2 separate regions of the Homo sapiens genome follow, and region 1 is linked to region 2. A link is a contact called in ENCODE Hi-C or POLR2A ChIA-PET data. All regions are on one chromosome and are shown on one strand. Each heading gives the region's core, a stretch centred on a gene start or an enhancer-like site at or near the end of the contact. The rest is flanking DNA. Distances are from core to core; before and after follow the strand shown. Region 1 overlaps STK4 (serine/threonine kinase 4). Region 2 holds the start of PKIG (cAMP-dependent protein kinase inhibitor gamma).

The links. A loop is a pair of places that touch in the nucleus more often than their neighbours do. ChIA-PET counts read pairs that join two places held with the same protein, here RNA polymerase II (POLR2A). Pooled maps may share reads with other maps.
Region 1: a loop to region 2 is called in a pooled map, with 2.8 times the contacts of the local background. The contact joins the enhancer-like site here to the promoter of PKIG in region 2. A Hi-C loop is called at or near these places in 1 of 37 single-sample maps with no recorded cell type and 4 of 50 pooled maps. POLR2A ChIA-PET finds 5 or more read pairs at or near these places in 1 of 52 experiments (activated B cell).

Annotation. Positions count from the first base shown.
Region 1 is chr20:45,051,616-45,056,434 of GRCh38, forward strand. All of the region lies in intron 10 of STK4 (serine/threonine kinase 4), which reads left to right. Among named protein-coding and RNA genes, the nearest start is that of KCNS1, 47 kb to the right of the region's middle. RefSeq lists a silencer at 215-284. Within about 2 kb of position 1,661, at least 7 of the 41 ENCODE cell types and tissues checked have a DNase peak (open chromatin) inside an H3K27ac peak, as active enhancers do.
Region 2 is chr20:44,580,512-44,584,741 of GRCh38, forward strand. It overlaps PKIG (cAMP-dependent protein kinase inhibitor gamma), which reads left to right and starts at 2,068. Exons shown (of 4, transcript NM_001281445.2): 1 at 2,068-2,220.

The sequences.
Region 1 (4,819 bases), core at 411-2,910, 470 kb after region 2:
TATCACATGGATTCTTTTTATAGCTTCATTAGAGGTGTTTTAGTTCCTCTTTTGAATATTTATCTGAGTATCTTAGTACCTTGGCAGTCACACTATCCTAAATTATTATAGTGCCTTCTAAAGTAGATTTTGTCATTGAGGCTTATGTTTAGGTCAGGCTTGCAGGCAGGGAGACAGATTATGCCATTGTGGTTGAGAGGCATATAGTGGTTAAAACCACTGGAGTTATTCTGTTAGGGCTCATAGCCTATCTTCTCCACCTATTATGCCACCTGTCTAACCCTTGATTGTCTTATCTGTCAAACATGGTAAAGTCATACCTCTTTCATAGGGCTGTCGTGAGTATCAAATGAGATGCAGGTTGCGTAATCCCAAATCCAAAAATCCAAAATCCAAAACACTTCTGGTCCCAGGCATCTTGGATAAGGGATACTAAACCTGTAATGCACGTAAAGCACCTTTAGGACAATGGTCCTTACTGCTGGCCTGCAATAAGCACTTAATAAATGTTATTATTTTCTTCTTTTTTGGTGTTGGTTTGCTCTTCTATAATGTTACAATGCTATTTTGTTAACCTTCTAGTTGTAAAAACACACTCATTATAGAAAGTTTAGAGACTGAAGAAAAGCTTAAAGAAGAAAATGTCTCTTACAACTCTTCCACCCCCCCCAGCAATAATAATTACATTTTAACATTTCCTTCCAGTTTTTTAATACTTAGATATTATTTTACACAGCTGAGATCATTCTGCATGCATAATAAATCTTGATTTTTTTTCACTTAACATATCTTAAACATTTTCTCATATCATTAAAAACACTTGTGAAATCATTTTTAAGGGTCACATAGTAGCCCATCACATTACATTCTTTTGATTGATTTAATCATCCTCTTTTTACTTGGCATTTAACATTTGGGGCTTTTTTGGTTGGAGTTGGGTTGTTTTCAGGTCGTTCTAATATATTAAGCCAGGCTTTTTTCTTGTCAACAGGAGGTTTGGGGATTGAGTCTTTGTGATTGTTTTTATTGTTGCATTTTTTTGCCTGTTGAGTGTGTGAATTAAGCTGGGGTTTTAACCATCAGCACCTGCGCTCTCAGACTCTTGCCACCACCTTTCTGGACAATCTCCATGCTCTGCTTTTTAAACTTTTTCTGATGAGTTTCTTTTCTTCTGTGCTAGAAGAAAGATGAATGGAGACTATGTTTGGTGTTTAGGTTTCTGACCCGGCAGTGCCATGTGAATGCCCAGTAGCTAGCCAAGGTCAACAGCACTGCCTGTTAATGGCTTTTTACTGAAGTAGTCCTGTCGAGCAGTTTCTGGTGAGAAGACTATCCTAAATTGTTCTTGACAGGGTACACTATTTTTGTTTCAACTTCTTATTTTTCCTGTAAAGCTTGGTTTAAAGTATGTTGAGACTGAATTTATTTGTGCTTTGGAATATAATGAGATTTTGTGCTCTTTTCTTTCAGAAAACTAGCCAAGAACAGCAGTCTGGAAAAGACATATGTATCCAAAATTGCCAGGGAAACCTGCTGTGTAGATACGCTTTCTGAGAAACCACATGGTAAATGAATGTCATCTTTGTCTCAGAACCACAGTAGCCTGGTTCTGCTGGTGGATCGTGCTAGCTGATTTGAGCTGGGTTTTTAACTCAGTTATTGAAATGGCTTTGAGAGCAGGACTTAAATGCCTGCGGTTTTTGACCTCAAGAGGTTGCTTAAAACAGTATCAGCCTGTGTGAGCCTGAGACTGTTTTTCATTTCCTTTGTTTGGTTCGGAGACTGCTTGATCCATGGCTGCTTGGCAGGCTTCTTCTTTAGCGTTCATTCTTGTGGCCATTTATTCTCTGATATTAAACTACAGGATAATTTTAATCTCAACTACATGGTGAGAAAAAGAGCTGAGTCCAGACTGGCTCAGAAATGGAGCCTAAGAACTGCAATAAGTATCCTAGCACCTTAGGCCCTAGGAAGGACTGTTCCATAGTTAACTTCTGTGTGGCTTCACTGTAAGCACAGGTGACAGATGGGCATGTCTTGAATTCCTAGAAGCCATTGTCTCTCTCAATCATCTGTTCCAACACTGTATCAGAGAATGATAAACTTTCAGAATTGAAAAGGGTCTTAAAGGACATATTTTCCAGCTCTTGCTATATTTCCAACAAGAGGCATCATCTCACATTTGCTTGACTACCTGCAGTCATTTCTGAGAAGAGGGAATTCCACAAGTTGGAAGTAGTTCAAATCATTGCTCAAAGCTGTGTGTAAAGATAGTAGTTTTTTTTTGTTTTTTGTTTTTTTTTTCAGCCAAAATTTGTCCCCAGGGAACCTCTATCCATGAAATTTTGATTACTTCTCACAGGAACTTTAGCAAAAGTTAGTTGGGATTGTCTGGATTTTCCGTTTTGCAGATAGAGAAAGCCACCATCTCTTTCCCCTAACTACTTAGTACTATGGTAACTTGGGTTTAGGAAAATTTGCCAGTTCATTGTTACCAAGGCAAGTGACTAAATCGTGGGTTCTCTGTATGCTAATGCTGCCCCGCATATAGGCTTTACTGCTGTCCGTGCTTCATTCTCTCTCTGTTTAGCTGAGAAAATGAGTGTGAAAGCACTTAGCCAATAGTAGTAGATGTTGGGTGACATTTCATTAAAAGTGCAGACTCCTGGCCAGGTGCGGGGCTCACATCTGTAATCCTAGCACTTTGAGAGGCCAAAGCGGGAGGATCCCTCGAGCCCAGGAGTTTGAGACCAGCCTGACCAATGTAGCTAGACCTTGTCTCTACAAAAAATTAAAAAATTAGCCAGGCATGGTGGTGCCCACCTGTAGTCCTGCTACTCAAGAGGCTGAGGCAGGAGGATCACTTGAACCCGGAGTTTGAGGCTGCAGTAAGCTATGATTGCACCACTGCACTCTAGCCTGGGCAACAGTGGGACACCCTATCTTTTTTTTTTTTTTTTTTCAAAAAAAAAAAAAAAGGAAAAAGTACAGACCCCAGAGTCAGACAGAACCTGATTCAATTTTGATTTCAACCACTTGCGGGCTGTGTTAACCTCAATGGATTATATAATTCTTCAAACCTCAAATTCCCCATCTGTAGCACTGGGTTAATAATTATAGCTGTAAGATTTAATGAAGAGCAAATGAGATTAATACATATAAAATACTTAATGTATGGCTGCTAATAATGAACAGTTAATGCTTAAAAAATTCTGGCTTTTATTATTGCTATTGTTACTATTCCTGTAATCACTGTCCAACAAGGTCCCTGAATCTGCCCTCTCATTAAGGCAATACAGGCAGAGCTTAACCTTCTCTCCCACCTGTCCTTGTGATTTCTTCTCTCCATAGGACTACCCTTGGTATTCATTTTCACCTGATTTACCAAGAATAGCAATATAAGCATCAAAAGAAGGGGTGGGGATGGGCATGTACACAATTTCTCTGGCCCCTGGATATCCCTGCTTCTCTTACATGGGGAGGTTTCAGGAGTGACCTTGTTACTCTGCCGTGTTGTCAGAACTGGAGGTTGGGCGTTAACTTATTTTTTCTCATTTTCCTGCCTTTAGGGAAAACACGTATATTCAGAAATATCATGGTTGTCTCTATTTTCAGAGATGGTTTCATCCTCTGTGGCTCTGTCATTTGAGTATGTGTTTTTAACAATCTACTCATTCCACTTTGTCCTTGTGGTCTAGATTTCTTAGTAGTCAGTTTTGTTTGGTTTCACTCCAGATGTAGGTCTCTGCCGCTTCCCAAGACATCTTAATTTCATGCACATTTAAAAATTTATTGGCATCAAGTTTCAGATTTTAAAATTTGCAGTATCTGTATTTATAGCTTGCTTTTCATTCCTGTTATTTGTTTCTTCTTTTTTTTCCGGGGGGTGGGGATCAGTCTTATCAAAGTGTAATTTTTTTTTTAAGCCCAAACCAGCTTTTGGTTTTGTTGATCCTTGCTACTGCACATTAACTTTTGAATTCATTAATTTATGTTCTTACATCATTTTCTTCTTTCTGCTTTCTATGGGTTTATTTCTCTTTTCTTCACTTGGACAATTCAGCTTACTAATTTTTAATTATCTTTCTTTTCTTTTTCTTTCTTTCTTTCTTTTTTTTTTGTTTTCTTTTTCCCCGAGACGGAGTCTTGCACTGTTGCCCAGGCTGGAGTGCAGTGGCATGATCTTGGCTCACTGCAATCTTTGCCTCCCAGGTTCAAGCAATTCTCCTGTCTCAGCCTCCCGAGTAGCTGGGACTAGAGGTGCACACCACCATGCCTGGCTAATTTTTGTATTTTTAGGAGAGACGGGGTTTCACCATGTTGGCCAGGCTGGTCTGGAACTCCTGACCTCATGATCTGCCTGCCTCGGCCTCTTAAAGTGTTGGGATTACCAGCGTGAGCCCCCGCGCCGGGCCCAATTATCTTTCTTTTCTAACATACATTTAAGGCTGTAAAATTTCCTTTAAATACTATTTCAACTACCTGCCACAATTTTTTGCTATGTAATATTTTTGTAAAGTCAGATTTGTTGAGGTTTAATTTATATGCTATAGAACATGCTCCTTTTAAGTGTACAGTTGGATGAGTTTTAATAGAAATATACAGTTGTATAAATACCACCATAATCAAGCTATAGAACATTTCTAATATCCCATCAAGTTCCCTTATGCCCTGTTTTTTGTCCCTAAAGTTTTGTCTTTTCTGGGATGTCAGATGAATGGAATTGTGCAGTATATAGCCTTTTGTGTTTGGCCTCATTCACTTAGCATACTGTTCTGAGATTTGTTCATTTGTTGCATATGTCTGGAGTTTGTTCCTT
Region 2 (4,230 bases), core at 818-3,317:
ATTTTTTTTGTATTTTAGTAGAGATGGAGTTTCACCGTGTTGCCCAAGCTGGTCTCAAACTCCTGAGCTCAGGCAATCCACCCACCTCGGCCTCCCAAAGTGCTAGGATTACAGGTGTGAGCCACCGCGCCCGGCCAGGCTGGTGTGGTTTTTATTCCACAGCAGTCCTACGTCACATTGTCACATTGTTGAAAAGCCTTCAGATTGACAAACTCCCTCCTAATATAGCCTGTTTTCTTGGATGTTTTCTGATAAGCATCTGTGTTTTCTGAGAACTAATAAAAATTCTTGTTAAACCACAAATTACCACAGCCTCTTCCTTACCTATAGAGAGCCGCTTTCCCAGTAAAGCTCCGGTCCTACCTTCCCATCACCATCAAAGTGGCATTGAAACAGATCAGATCTGCTCCTTTTGAGGGAGTTAGTTGAAGCCCAGTCTTGCTTCAGGCCACACAGGATTTGGGTAGCAAAGCAAGGAAAGCAGCCTCTCTGACCTAGTGGCCTGAGTGTTTCCTTTCCCAGGCTGGCTGCGGCAACCACTTTGAGAAATGGCATTGGCATTGGCATGTGTGTGGCATGTGTGCTGACCTAGTTAGGAGTTGAGGCTTCATTTCTAATTCTGTCCCTTTCGTTTTGAGCTGTGTGACCTTGGGCATGTCACCTAACTTCTCTGTATATGTCTTCTTATCCAGGAAGGAGAGATTAATAATGTAGCCTCATAGCACTTATCTGATTCTCCTAAGGATGTTATGAGAATCAAATGAGATTATGTACAACGAGAGCAAACATTTATTCAATACTTAGTATGTACCAAATACTTTCAGTTTCCTTACATGTGTTTTTTAATTCTCACAATCCTAAAACAGAGGCACTAGTATCCCACTTGACAGTTAAAAAAACTGAAGTTCAGAGAAATTAAGTCAGACAGGACTCAGATCCACATCTGTGGCTCCCAAATGATGTTCCTAACCACTATGCATGTCACTCGCTCCCCATTGTACACGAAAGTAGAGAGATGTTCTTTGTCTTTACCATCAAGCACTCTCCAAATGCAAGAAATGATCTCTCGTAACCACTGCTGTTCCATGTTGGTCCCTAAGGACACTTATAGCCTGTTACTTGTTTGTCTTATCTTGTAGTTTATGCTGCTGCTTTTCATGTCCCTAAGGACTTGTTCAGTGAATTCTTTTGGTTTTACTCCCAGAGAATCTGTTCATCTCCTTCATAAAGGGGGTTAAAGGTGCCCAGCTGAGCCTGGCATCTTGGGCAGTGGCCTCTGACTTCTCCAGGGTTCTTCCTTCCCTCAAGCATGTAGTTGGGTAGCTTGTAGTAAAATGCTCTATAATGCATTTGTTTATAAGTTCCCCAGTCACTGATTTTTACTCATTGAATCTCAGAAGTGGAAAGCACCAAAGCCAGCATTTTGTTGATAGGGAAACTGAGGTCCAGAGAGGGATGTGACTTGCTTGAGGTCATTCATTCAGTTGAAGGCCTGACCAAGACTGGAACCCAGTTTCCCAGGGGACACACCAGTGCTGTTTCCAAGCCTTCCCCGGGGGCACACATCACCTCCCCTACATGAAGGACAAACTCATGTACTGTGCCCAGCATGTACCTAGGAGACCTGGGAGAAATGAAACAACTTGGAAAATTGGGCAGGAAGAAAGAGATGGGTGTGGGGTGGGGTGAAGATCTCCACCCTAACTAGTATATTATATACCAAAGAAAGGAATTAAACACACAGGAAAGCAGACAACCCACTAAGAAGCAAAGGAATTTACCCAGGAACCCTGGCTCAGTGAGTGGATAGGAAGCCTTTTGTCACTAAAGCTGCAGGGTTGAAAATTGAAGGAAGGATATTAGGCAAGCGTGGTGGCCTGGGATGCAGTTACAGCCCCCTGGCTCATTGTCCAAAGGAAATGGATCTCTCCTGTGGACAGAGAGGTGGAAACTGAGTGAGTGAGTTGTGTGGTTGACATCATCAGGCTGAGCATTGGATTACAACAAATGGGGACTTACTTGGCCCGAGACATGGGAAACACCCACTAAAACCTCAAAGTGCTTTTCATTTAGGAGACACGGGGAAGAGACAGAGAGGAGGGTAAAGTGAGAATCCTGCCCGCACCACAGGTCTGGACTGCTAACCTTGAATCCTGGTTTCTTAAATTCTGCCTCCGCTTCTGACTGAGGACCACTGGATTTTGAGGAAACTTTGGTCTTGTAAGTAGAACTTTACTCTCCTCCCCTGCCCAACACCCCCAGGGAGAAGCAGAGCTTGGAGGCAGAGCTCTCTGGAGAGCTTGCTTTCCAGCCTGTTGGCCACAAAATGTCTATTTTTATATAATGATATATGTGAGCTTGCTCTGAAAATTATGGCCTTGTCTGAAACTGCCTAAGGCTAGTCGGAGCCTCCAGTCTCACAAATGGGCTCCATTCAGATGCTGTTTCATTTTTACTCAAAGAACTTTGACAGAGTATTCAGAGCTTTAAAAGCAGCTCCTTGCTCCAAATATAGGTGAAGAAATAAATCTTCCCTAAGAAATTCGTGTTTGTAAAACCCTTTCTTTTTTTCTGATTACAAAGGTGGTATAATAATTTTTAAACATTCTAGAAAGAAAAGTCTCCGAAAGTAGTGAAAATTCCCTATTATCTTCCCCCTCAGGAACATGGTTGTTGTGTTAAATTTCAGTTACAGATATGGTCAGACTCCATGAATTTACCACATATAAACCCAGTGCTGCAGCAGCTGTGTGGAAAACTCCAAGATGGAAAGGGGTTGGAAATCTTTAACCTTGGGTTTGCGATCTTTTTATTGCTTCCTTTTAAAAATTTGCTGTTTATGCCTGGAATATAAACAGGACATGTAAGCCTTTAGGCATTTTATTTGTTGGTATCTGTTTTCAGGGTTTGAAACTAAGCAAGCTACTCTGTAGAGAGGGAAAGAGGGGGCCCTTGCTGTACCCAGGTCCCTTACTTGGTGGGTCCCTGAACTGAGGAGGATTCCTAGGTGGCTTGAGATGGCTTGCAGTGTGCTAACAGGGGAGGTGTCCCCTCTTAGCAGGTTAAGTATATTTGAAAAGTTACAGCTAACGGGAAGATTTCAGCTTCAACAAAAAGCTACCATATATTAGAAGGGTCACCCAAGGAAACTGTCACCTTGGGCAAGTGTTTCACACTCTCTGGGTCTTGTTTCTTTATTTGTACCTAATGAGGGGACAAAACTAGATGATCTCTGTATTTCCAAATTCAGTATGAAATGAACTGTCCATATTTCTTTTCCCTTTGTATTGGGCCCTTATGGCTTTAGGAGCAAAGGACCCTAGGTTTTCAGTTTCCCAGAGTAGCTAAAAACGGGTGCCTGTAGGACAGTTAAAAGAAGACATAAAACAGGCAACATTAAGTTACTTCTGAGTTTTTATGGGTCTTTTTCAGATTAGGTGTTCTTGAAGAAAGAGAAAGAAAAAGTCTCAGTGGTAACTGTATGTGCACACGCATACACTAGCACATACACTTGGGGAGAGAGGAAAGAAGGAATTGGCATTATTGAGTATCTCTTAAGCACTAGGCCCTATGTTATGCTCAACCCTTTACAGAGCACTAGATGGTCAGTATTATTCCCTAACCCCATTGACTGAGGACAACCATCTACTTATATGTTTTCATATTATCCTGAACTAAACTGTATTTACATAATTACTGGCATAACTTCAATTCCCCATGTCTCCACTAGACCATCTGCACCTTCTCTGCGTGTCTGTCTAGCCCATCACTATGCCCCACTGCCTAGTAGAAAGCCTGGCACATAGGTACAAAGGAGACACAACTTAATTTAAACTTAAAGCCCGCCATCCTAGTTCCTCATTTGGCAAGAAAGAGGGAGAAGAAGGGGGAAAATCCCTCTATTTGCCCCTCTTTCATCATTTAACATAGAGCCACCCTCTCCTGCCACAAGGGAAGGATAGCCACAGCCAGAGTGCAAAAAAAAAAAAAAAAAAGCAAAAGACGTCAGATCTTGAATTTTGAGTTTCCAAGGTGCCGGGTCTTGACAAATTAAGGTTTTTGCTTTGTTTTGTTTTGTTTTTGTTTGTTTGTTTTGTTTTCTTTAAGGGCATCAGAGACCCTAATCCTCAGGAAGTTGTGGTATTTAGAAACTATTTGTTTGAATTAAGGTCCTAGTTAATAAGAGGGTTCTCAAAGGCCCTTGGCACTTCTTTTTTTTTTTTTTTGAGA